2 separate regions of the Homo sapiens genome follow, and region 2 is linked to region 1. A link is a contact called in ENCODE Hi-C data. All regions are on one chromosome and are shown on one strand. The core of a region is the stretch at or near the end of the contact, and the rest is flanking DNA. Distances in the headings are between cores, read along the strand shown.

Evidence for each region. Hi-C counts contacts between places; a loop is a spot of excess contacts on that map. Pooled maps may share reads with other maps.
Region 2: a loop to region 1 is called in a pooled map, with 8 times the contacts of the local background. The contact joins the promoter of LINC02550 here to the enhancer-like site in region 1. A Hi-C loop is called at or near these places in 5 of 37 single-sample maps with no recorded cell type and 2 of 50 pooled maps.

The regions. Positions count from the first base shown.
Region 1 is chr11:110,855,555-110,860,820 of GRCh38, forward strand. No RefSeq gene overlaps it. Among named protein-coding and RNA genes, the nearest start is that of ARHGAP20, 150 kb to the left of the region's middle. Within about 2 kb of position 3,042, at least 5 of the 41 ENCODE cell types and tissues checked have a DNase peak (open chromatin) inside an H3K27ac peak, as active enhancers do.
Region 2 is chr11:111,094,325-111,099,590 of GRCh38, forward strand. LINC02550 (long intergenic non-protein coding RNA 2550) reads right to left here and starts at 2,994. Exons shown (of 2, transcript NR_149131.1): 1 at 2,906-2,994. It overlaps LOC102723966 (a long non-coding RNA gene), which reads left to right and starts at 2,831. Exons shown (of 3, transcript XR_428993.4): 1 at 2,831-3,037; 2 at 3,911-3,992.

The sequences.
Region 1 (5,266 bases), core at 1,792-4,291:
CAACATTTTTGTGGGTAAGATTGGGCAGATTTTTCCAACTATTTTTTAATAAAATGGGGGGTACTCCTTTGAGACTACTTTGCTAACTGTTTTGGGCTCATCAAAAGTGAACTGTTTTGTGGAATGTGGACAAGTATGAGAGCATCTTTTCAGCTAAATATCAACTTTATCGGAAATGTCCTTAAAACAAGAACCAAAGCTTCCAAACTGAAAATTTGTTAATATAAATATCTGAAGATTACATCTATAATTCATTAAATGAATTAATAAGAATATAAATTAACATTTATTTTGGATTTCATTGTTTATAATTTTAGTTTATATTTGTTATTTAGTAATTAATTCTCGTGAAAATTTGGTACTGCACAGATCAAAACCTACATTTTTTGCCATTAAATATACACTTTTAATATACTTTTGTCAACTCTATCAGTTAAAAAGTGGGGCTTTTAACCCTACCATTAACATTTTTATTACAAAAATGTATTTATATTTATCTATTTCCCTACAATGAGAATGAAAGAATTCTGAAGCATAGACACAGAATAAATAATGCCTCCTTGCTGTTAAAAATTTAATTGGAAAAAGCATGTCTATTTTATAAACATTGTTAATTTTATCCTATACTTTCTGACTGGCACAGGACAGATATTAAAAATATTATACTTTATAATCTGAAATCTGCAAAACCTACATTTTAATGCCAATAAACCTGAGACTCACACTAGGAAGACATCTGCCTAAGTTCACACAGCTCGTAGGTGATAGAGCTGGGATTTACTTTCTGATGTGTTTGCTTTTAAAGCCAGGACTCTTTCAACTACACCATAATTTTCTAAAATGGTTTTCTTCGAACCTCACATGAGGAGATAGCAATAAGCATGTCTATAAAAGACTGTGCTATGGTTAAGTTACCTTTGAAAACTTGATACTACATTTTTCTCTTAAAAATTTACAATGCACATAAGCATACTAAAGGCTCTGAGAAGTCCTGCAAAAAAAGAAACCTGTTTCATTCTGTGCAATCGAGCAGTTTCCAAACTTTCTTGAGCACAGGGCACTTTTTCCTTAGCACATCCGTCAACACCCAGAGGAGAACAGTGTGTGGAACATAAGTGTAGGAGACACTGTACTCAGCTAGGCTGTTCCCCAACCATCCTTGAATGCCCCTAGGGCCAGCCCTTTCTTCTTCACTTAGTTTCTAAGTACCTTTTAAAGGGGACATATATAATCCTATTTTCTCTCCCTCCAGTAATTCCTTATTCATCACTCCAGGCATCTCTCTTAGTAATGCTTTAAACTGACTGCCTAAAAGAGATCATTTCTTCTCCCTTTCTGCATATTTTGAAACAAGTAACAAAATAAGGCATGGATTAATATAAGCTTAGCTGGTTTATTCAGATCCTCAGAGAGTCAAACACCATATTTCCATCTGAAAACTTCTACTTAGTGCAGCAGAACTCTCTGCTTGAGCACACATTTTCATGAGACCCCACATGGTGACAAAGCCAAATGAATTGGTCAATTCCTTTAGAAAGTATTTGGTATCATGTACATATGGTCTACATCTAAAATGATGTCACTCTTGGGTAAATGGCCCCATGAATGTGAATTAGTAATTCCCAAGATTGTGAATAATAACTTTTTTATGAAAGACTATTGTCCACTAAATACCTAGCACTTAAAACTAAAAAACTTGTTTACAATCAATCTAAATATTTGAAGATATCTTAAGTTCTAACCGGAATGCTCACTTTCCTTCCAAATGCCTAGCACTGTACAGATGTAGCCAAGAATTTTGAATCATTGACTAATTCCTTCCTTTCATTTCTTTAACTTCTCCAGTTTATATTGTACTAATCTGGGTGCTTTATATTATGTAGACAATCTTATTGTTAGTTGGCTCCATGCCAAAGACATTTAGTTATAAATGTTAATTATCTTTTTTGGTAGATGAGTAAAATGGAAACTAGGTAAAACCAAGAAAGAATAGCCATCCGTGCTCCTCCTGAAAGAATTTTGAAGTTAAAATCCACTAAAGCATGCAAAGTTCTGTTTTTACTCCTTGATCTTTTCACTCTTAGCCACATACATCTAAAGTTATATTTCTCAAGGGACCCTAAAACAAGATTCAAAAGTGAAAATGTGGAACCATGGTTTGGAGTATGCAGCATAGAAAAATCACCTGAAACTAAACTAAAATGAGCAATTTAAAAACATAAAGGGGCGAAATGACCTGACAAAGAAAGATATCAAATAATTCTGAGCCAGAGTCCCAGGTAAAAATGTCGAAAACTTGCAGCTAAGAATAAAATTAGGAATTAGAGAAAATGTTGCTCTATTGGGCTGGATTTCCTCCAGGTCAACAATCACTGAGTCATTAAGAAAACTGAGAGTCCAAGAGTTCCTGATTCCCTGTGACAGGCCTCCATTCCCCAGATGAAGTTAGTGTGCTGGCTTAGCCACCTCTGCAGGGTGTGGACACCAGCATGAAGAGCAGAAGTCAAGTCTCGCTTTATCTGGCTGTGTTCCTGGTCAGTTTGCATTCTCAACCTCAGAGTGAGGGGGTATGATTTAAATGTGAATGTTTCTTAAAGTTCAGTTAATCCAGAGTGCTTGCAAAAGACCAAATGCTGCAGACCAATGATGGTTTTTTTTATACCAAGAACAAAATTAAATGTTGTCTATCAGCTGGACTAGGGAAAACATGATCCAAGCCACATAATATGCTAGTAGCATAACTACATGCTATGATAATCACCATGATCATCTCACCATCAGGGTTGTAATGATTCCAGAGTAATGATGAGGTTGGATCGTGCTAGCCATACCCTTTCAGCTGACCAGGCTGATCATCCTTGTGATTAAGGACATTGTTGAGTTTGCTTTCATCAGATAGACCCACATTTGCCCTCTCTTTGGAGACAGCGGCATCTGTGAGTACAATTTTTCTTTTATATGGGAGTTCTGCTGACTTTTCGATGAGCAACTTGCCGAAGTCTGCTGTCATAGAATCCCAGAGCCAGCAAGGTCCCTGGGGAGTCATGGAGGCTGCATGTCCATGCTGCACACAAACAGGGTCAGGACGGTCACATCTGGCCATTGTAGCTCATTTATACAGCTGGGATCCAGAAACATCAGTTTCGCTGTGCATGCTGTGCTAACACCCCACAGAGCCCTGGCCTCAAGGAGATGTGAAGAGCTCCATCCACAGCACTGGGTCCTACACACCCAGGTTACTCATGGGTAACCCGGTGGCACGGCATGTTATGATTTGAGAAGAACCAGAATTTGTGTTCTCAGAATTTCCCCATCTGCTGGCACCATGCCTGAATTTCCAACTATTAGATTCACTCCTGTGGGTTAAGAGGATGATTTCTGCTTTTTTTTTTCTCCTTTAGCACAAAAAACCCATTTAACATCAAACCACTTTACAAATCTTCCACATGATAGTTATAATTTTAGTTTCTGATGACTCAAAAAGAAGTAAACAACTACTAAAAATTTTTGTTGTGCTTTTATATGGATTTATATCTAATAAATTATAATAACATCTTCATATGTTAGAAAAATAGTCACCCATGTATTTATGAGCTATATTATTTACTAAGTCTAGAAACAGTGCTTGGTAAACACATGGCTTCATGGATCTCTAGTTCTGCATTCTTTCTCCCCACTCTCCCACCACACGCACCCCATGCTTTATCACCAAGATTTATGATCCACCGATTGGGGCCACTAAGTTAAGCAGCATTTTATAAGCTTGTGTTCTCTGGGACACTGTTCCACAGGGTACAAAATAAGTGTTCAAAAAAAAGTTTGGAAACAGCTGGGTTATTCAAAGTCAAATAGTTCTCTTTCTTGCAGGACTTCTCAGAGCCTCTAATTGCTGACACGCATTTTACATCACTAAGAAGTTATGGATTTCAGCATTCACTAAACCTCTTGAACCATGGAGGCCTTTCCTAGGCATACCTATTGACATATCTGGCGACAACATGCCAAAGAGCAATGCTTTAGGAAACACTGTCTCCAGAAGATTTCTGTTGAATATAAACATACAACCTGGGTATTTATGGCCTCCAATAAAAGAAGTTGTTGAATTGCCAAGAGGAAGGTCTTAAACGAATAGCTTCTTGGGTGTCTCTCCTCTAAGGAGCCTGACACACATAAACAGTACAGCTTATTGTCTCAAGTGACATTTATGGTGATAATTATTATCTCATTAATTGTTCCCCCTCCCTCATTAAAGACAAAACAAAACAAAACCCAGAGGCTAAGAGAGTAAACGGCTTAGAGTCAGTTAGAAAATCAGGCCACACAATGAATGGAAGCATTTTGGTACCACTAAGATAAATGTTCTCTAGATGTTATATAAGAAGACAGCTGTAAATGACGAGTTAATGGGTGCAGCACACCAACATGGCACATGTATACATATGTAACAAACCTGCACGTTGTGCACATGTACCCTAGAACTTAAAGCATAATAATAAAAATAAATAAATAAATAAAAAGAAGACAGCATGTAAAATTCCTGTCTAGACTGGATTCAGGTTTTGCTTGTTTGTTCTGTACCTCATTCAAGGTACATTGCAGTGACAGAGTGGAGACGCCTTTGCCGGCCTTTGCTCCTTTATAGCAAATGCGTCATGGGCAGATGTGGGCTGGCTAGAGACTGCCTTCTGATGACTTCACCAAGTGTCTCCAAGCCTGAACTCCCTCCGATTGTCCACATTCTTTCACCTCAGACATATGCTCAGTTCCCAATTTCACTTGTTAGAGCTTCACCCTCTTTACACTCGAGATTTGGATTCCTGTTGAAATTCTGACCTCCTTGGAGCAGATAGAAATTTAAATTCATATTCTTTAACAATCTTAGCATGACACCAAAAACAGGACATTAGAGGAATATGTAGCAAAGCAAGGAGCATTCGGGTACTGGAGCCACCTAATAGGGTGTCTGTCTCTTCATAGAGACCCAAGGAACCTTCAGGGGGTCTTGTTTTGTCCAAGTTGAGTGGCAAGCTTAAACAGCCAAGTCAGTGAAGGTAAAACAAAGGGCAGACCATCTGTGCTTGCAGACACAGCTAAACTAATGTGAGGGAGAAAATACGGGCAATTACTTAGACATTTTGGAGCCTCAAGCAATTCTTCCTCAATCAAGTGAATATATCAGGTTGTAGAGATTTTTGGACTTGAGGTTACTAGGAGAATTGCTTCAATTTGTCATTCTTTGTTCATGTGTAGACGGTGCTAATGATAA
Region 2 (5,266 bases), core at 1,744-4,243, 240 kb after region 1:
TACTTACCGTTTTATCTCACATATTTTATCATTTTCTTCTGTATTTATTTCTCCTTGAATCAGAGAACTTCCCACAAGCATGTTTTCAAAGAGGATCTTCATGTAGTAAGCCTGAGGTCATGTATACCTGAGAATATCTTTATTACATCCTAATACTTATAATAGTTTACATGAATATATCAGAAATATAATTTTTTTTAGCTGGACAACTCCATTATCTTGCATCCAGTGTTGTCATTGAGAAGTCTAATGTCAGCATGATTCTTATTCTTTTTTTATTATTATACTTTAAGTTCTAGGGTACATGTGCACAACATTTGTTTGTTACATATGTATGCCTGTGCCATGTTGGTGTGCTACACCCATTAACTTGTCATTTACATTAGGTATATCTCCTAATGCTATCCACCATGGAATACTATGCAGCCTTAAAAAAGGATGAGTTCATGTCCTTTGTAGGGACATGGATGAAGCTGGAAACCATCATTCTGATTCTTATTCTTTTTTAAGTGATATGATACTTCCCGGTGGAAACTAGAATTTTCTGTTTGCTTTTTATGTACTTAATGTCTATAATGTTTCAGGTGTTCTAACCTGTTCGGCACCCAATGATTTCTCTCAACCTGAAATTCAAGCAAATTTTTGTTTATGCTTTTTCCAAATATTTCTTTTCTTCCAGTTATTTATTTTTTTTCCTTTCTACGGGCACCTTTGATTTGCATGGTGTCACTTCCATTCTATCCTCCATATCACTTGTTTTCTCTTTTATATTTCTAATATTTTTATTACATCTTGATGCTTTTTGAAGGAGTTTCTTAACCTGATCTTATAGCAAACTAATTGTTCAGCCATATTGTAATACATTCATTTATGGAGTTCTTATTTCAACAGCCATATTTTCCTTGCCCAATTTTGCCACTTGATTCTGCTTTTTTAATTCAATCAACAATATTCTTCTATATCTTTTTGAAAATATAAATTAGTAGTGAATGCTTGACTTATTAAGGCCATGAATTTCATTGCATGTGGTATAGCTTATTCACTTGGCAGTCTTTCTTAAAATTATTATTATTATGGTAACAACACTTAACATGAGATGTACTATCTTAACCAATCTTTAAGTGTATAAATACAATACTGTTGACCCTAGGTACAATGCTGATCAGCAGATCTCCAGAACTTACTCATCTTACATAATTGAAACTGAAACTATATACCTGTTGATTAGTAACTTCCCATTTCCCACTCCCACCACAACCTGGCAATCACCATTCCACTCTCTGATTCTACATGTTTGGCTGTTTTAGATACTTCATATAAGTGGAATCATGCAGTATTTGTTCTTCTATGACTGGCTTATTTTATTTAGCATAACATCTTCAAGGTTCATCCATGTGGCGTATTTCAGGATTTGGGTTTTTTTTTTAAGGCTGAATAATATTAGCTTTTTTTTTTTAAGGCTGGACAATAATTTTAAAAGATGTATGTCTATCCATACCTTTTTTGTAGTGTTTCCTGTGGGCTCATATTTCCCTGGTTGGTAATATGAAATGGGAGACACAGCCAAACTCTCATCCCTGGTTATCGTGCCTCTCCTAATATGCTTAAACAAGAAGGGGGCATGCCCCAAAGTGGAAGACCCTGGCTCTACAGCCTGACTCTGCCCATCATTATGTGCACAGCTCCTGCTCCCTGTCCCCAGTGTGAGGTTCCTCTGTTGATTTTAATTTACTAGCCCTCTAATGGGAAGTGGGGTGGAGTGATAAAATACCCAATACCACCACCAATTTGCTGTCTAACGGTTCCTCACCACAGTGAGCACCAGCATGGCCCTGAGGTTGCTGTGGATCCTGGCTGCACTGGGATAGAACTGATGGGGATTTGGGTTTGTTGTTGTTGTTGTTGTTTGTTTGCTTGTTTTTTGAGACGGAGTCTCGCTCTATCACCCAGGCTGGAGTGCAATGGCACGATCTCGGCTCACTGCAGCCTCCACCTTCTGGGTTCAAGCGATTCTCCTGCCTCAGCCTCCGGAGTAGCTGGGATTACAGGCATGCCACCATGCCCAGCTAATTTTTGTATTTTTAGTAGAGACAGGGTTTCGCCACGTTGGCCAGGCTGGTCTTGAACTCCTGACCTCAGGTGATCTGCCCACCCTGGCCTCCCATAGTGCTGGGATTACAGGTGTGAGCCCCCAGGCCCAGCCGGGATTTTTGGTTTTAATGTTTGTTTTTGTTTGGCTTTCTAGAAAAAATCCACTGGTGGAGGGACAAGCATAGGTCCTCAAATAATAGACTGGAAATGGAAAGAAAACCTAGCTCTATAACTCCTCCACTTTATCCTCAGATCCTGGTGCCTCTCCTACCACAGCTACTGTTTTCTCCCATATAAGGATACAGGCACTTTCTCTCTCCCCAGAGCCATCCCAATTTTTAATGTTAAATGCTCAAATCTATACACTTTCTTGTCCCTTCTATGGCATTTCTGCAATTGAGTTTGGGAGAAAGAATTAGAAGTAAACGTTTTTATATCTTTTTTTTTTTTTTTTTTTTTTTTACTTTAAGTGATTTCCTACAAAACGTATGCCATGTTTCCTGAATATGAACTTGGTTCCAAATTTTCTGAGTATTTTTAATTGCATCTGATATGACTTTTGTCTTTAAAAGCTCACATTTTTTTACTTCCATGTCTTTCCTGATGTTTGGCAAATTGCTATTTAACATTTTCTGTTATCTTAAAGTTTATTGTGTTTCAAAAGAGATGTCTAAACGTTGCAGAACTTTCTCCTTAGTTCAGCTAAAACCGGGCTCTTGTCACATGACCAGGAAAGATTAGGCTCGCGGACACACACAGAAGGGTGAGGAAAACGGAATTTACTGGGGGAAAAGGAAAAAGAAAAAACTCTCACCAAAGCAAGAGTCCTGCTAGCAGGTTTCCCGCCTCACAGATTGAAGCCCAGGTCGCCACACAGGAACAGGCTCCTCCCCGCTGCAAATGGCGTGAACTTCTGGAGGCCCCACCCCGTTCTCCCAGTGCAAAGGTGGGCGTTATTCAGAAAGAAACAGTCCGGAAGGGGCGGGCTTCATCCGGGACCAGAAGTCCGGTTTTTCAGCCTTCAGGCTGTTTTAGGCTTGAAGGCAGGGTTTCGCTGGGGACCCTTGGCTGCCTCCTGCCTCTGTCATAAGCATAAACCATAGATTTGGAGGAATGCATGATGAGTCAGAAAAGCCTTCCCATTCTGGGATCTAGTTGAGATTCTCTGTTGGGCTAGGAAGAGAGGGTCTGAGAGAAACAAAATTCCTGTAGAACTTGTGGGTCCCTTGCAAAAAGAAGCTTGGTGAAGAAATGCTAAACTCTCAAACAGAACTGATGAATATAAGAGGGGAACTCAGATCCCTGGGAGACACAGACTTCGGAGGTGAAAGTCTGGGTGTTGTGTCAGCAAAGACTGGCCCATAGCTGCCTCACAGAGTGTCCCTCGCTCTGGTGGAGTCTGAGAGCCACTGAGAAATCCTGGGCAGCCAAGATTGCCATGGAAATTGTCAGGGTCCTAGGTGGTCCCACAGAGTGCCTGGTGGCCTGGTGGCTTGACATGGACTGAGAGTTGCAGGTTCAATTCTTTGGAACCAGAAGGGTCGTAGAAGAAATGAGGAAATTCTAGGAACCTAAAAAACTGTTTTCAGTTAGAAACATGTGACAATTAGCAACCATAATAGACTAATTACAGACAATGGAATGTGAATGAGGATTACTCACAAATGTTGGTCTCTATAAAAGACAAGCCTTGGTACAGCATCACACTCCCATCCCCCGATTCTGGGGAGAAAGACAGGGCATCCCAAATCAACTGAAACTAAGCACTACAGTTTCAGTGGTATGAAGACTCACAATATAATTTTTTTTTCTGTTCTAGAAACTCACATTTCTTCTATCTCATTACCTGTGGTCAGAAATTACCTCATGTGGCTTCAACAGGGCATTCTGTACTAACCATGGTAAGCAATCTGCTCAGTCCCCAAAGCATAGGTTCATGTCTGCCACAAATAGAAAGCCCTTCCTTACACCTCACACAACTTCATCTTCTAATGCCTGAGTGTTGCAAGGGAGCTGGTAGCAGTCTCCCCTTCACTTGAATCCTAATGTAACCATGATTGAACAATCTGGACCATGTGAAAACTCTGCATTTATTTCTGTATAATCACCCATGTAACTATACTGGTCTTCTATATTATACCAAAATGAGAAGAACAAGTCTTGTTAAAAGATATAATTCAGTACAGAATCTAAAACCACCACAGAGTGATGCCTGTCAGTTTGACAAAGCATTTAAGCCCTTACTGGGTTTAATGGCAGGCAATGGCAAATCTCTTAAGGTTTGTAGCAGTGGCTGTCAAGGTGCACATGTTTTTGCATGTAAAGGTCATTTTATTTCTACCTTAACTATTATATAATAATTAACATTTTGTCACTTCCTTTATTTGACATTTTGCATATACTTTACATACATTAATTCATTTAACCTTTACAAAAATCTGTGAGCTAAGGACTATTATCTCCATTGACAACTCAGGAATCTAATGGCAATGAGCTCAAGGCAACAGAGGTATTGATGACCAACCCAGGTCTACAGGCTTCCAAAGCCTATTCTTAACCATTAAGCTATTCTATCATCCCAGTAGGTCTTTTCTCCCCAGTGCAAACTGTCCCAACAAATGTAATTAAAAAGAAAAATATCTGGTCATTTAGGGACACCAGCCATGAAAATGTATTTCTAATTCAGGAAGAGGAGGCGGGGGAGGGCACTCTCTACTAACCATGGTAGGCAATCTGTTCAGTCCCCAAAGCATGAAGTTTGATTTTTCTTTTTATCTGGCGTTTATGTTCAAGGGAATATAAATGTCAGGAATCAAGCATTCCCTCTGGATGGTGGAGTAATAAATAACTTTCATACCATTTTGCACAGATGCTGTGACTAAATTGAGATCAGGAAAGATATAGACAACTATAGCAGCAAACTGATGATGAATCTATTTTTAAAAGCAACTGTTAAATTAGAAAGATTTTTCAAAAAAAAAAGCTCAGAAGGAAATAATTTGGGCACAATTCTAAGAAATTCAAAGGAGATTCAAAGCTAGAATGAATGAACAATCCACTCAGCCCAAAAAGGGCTGAGGTAATCATTTCCCAGTTCTAAATATAATTTTGAATATTTTTGAGGCATGAGGCAAAGGAAAGTTTTATACCTTGGAAGCCTTAAAGTATTAATGGG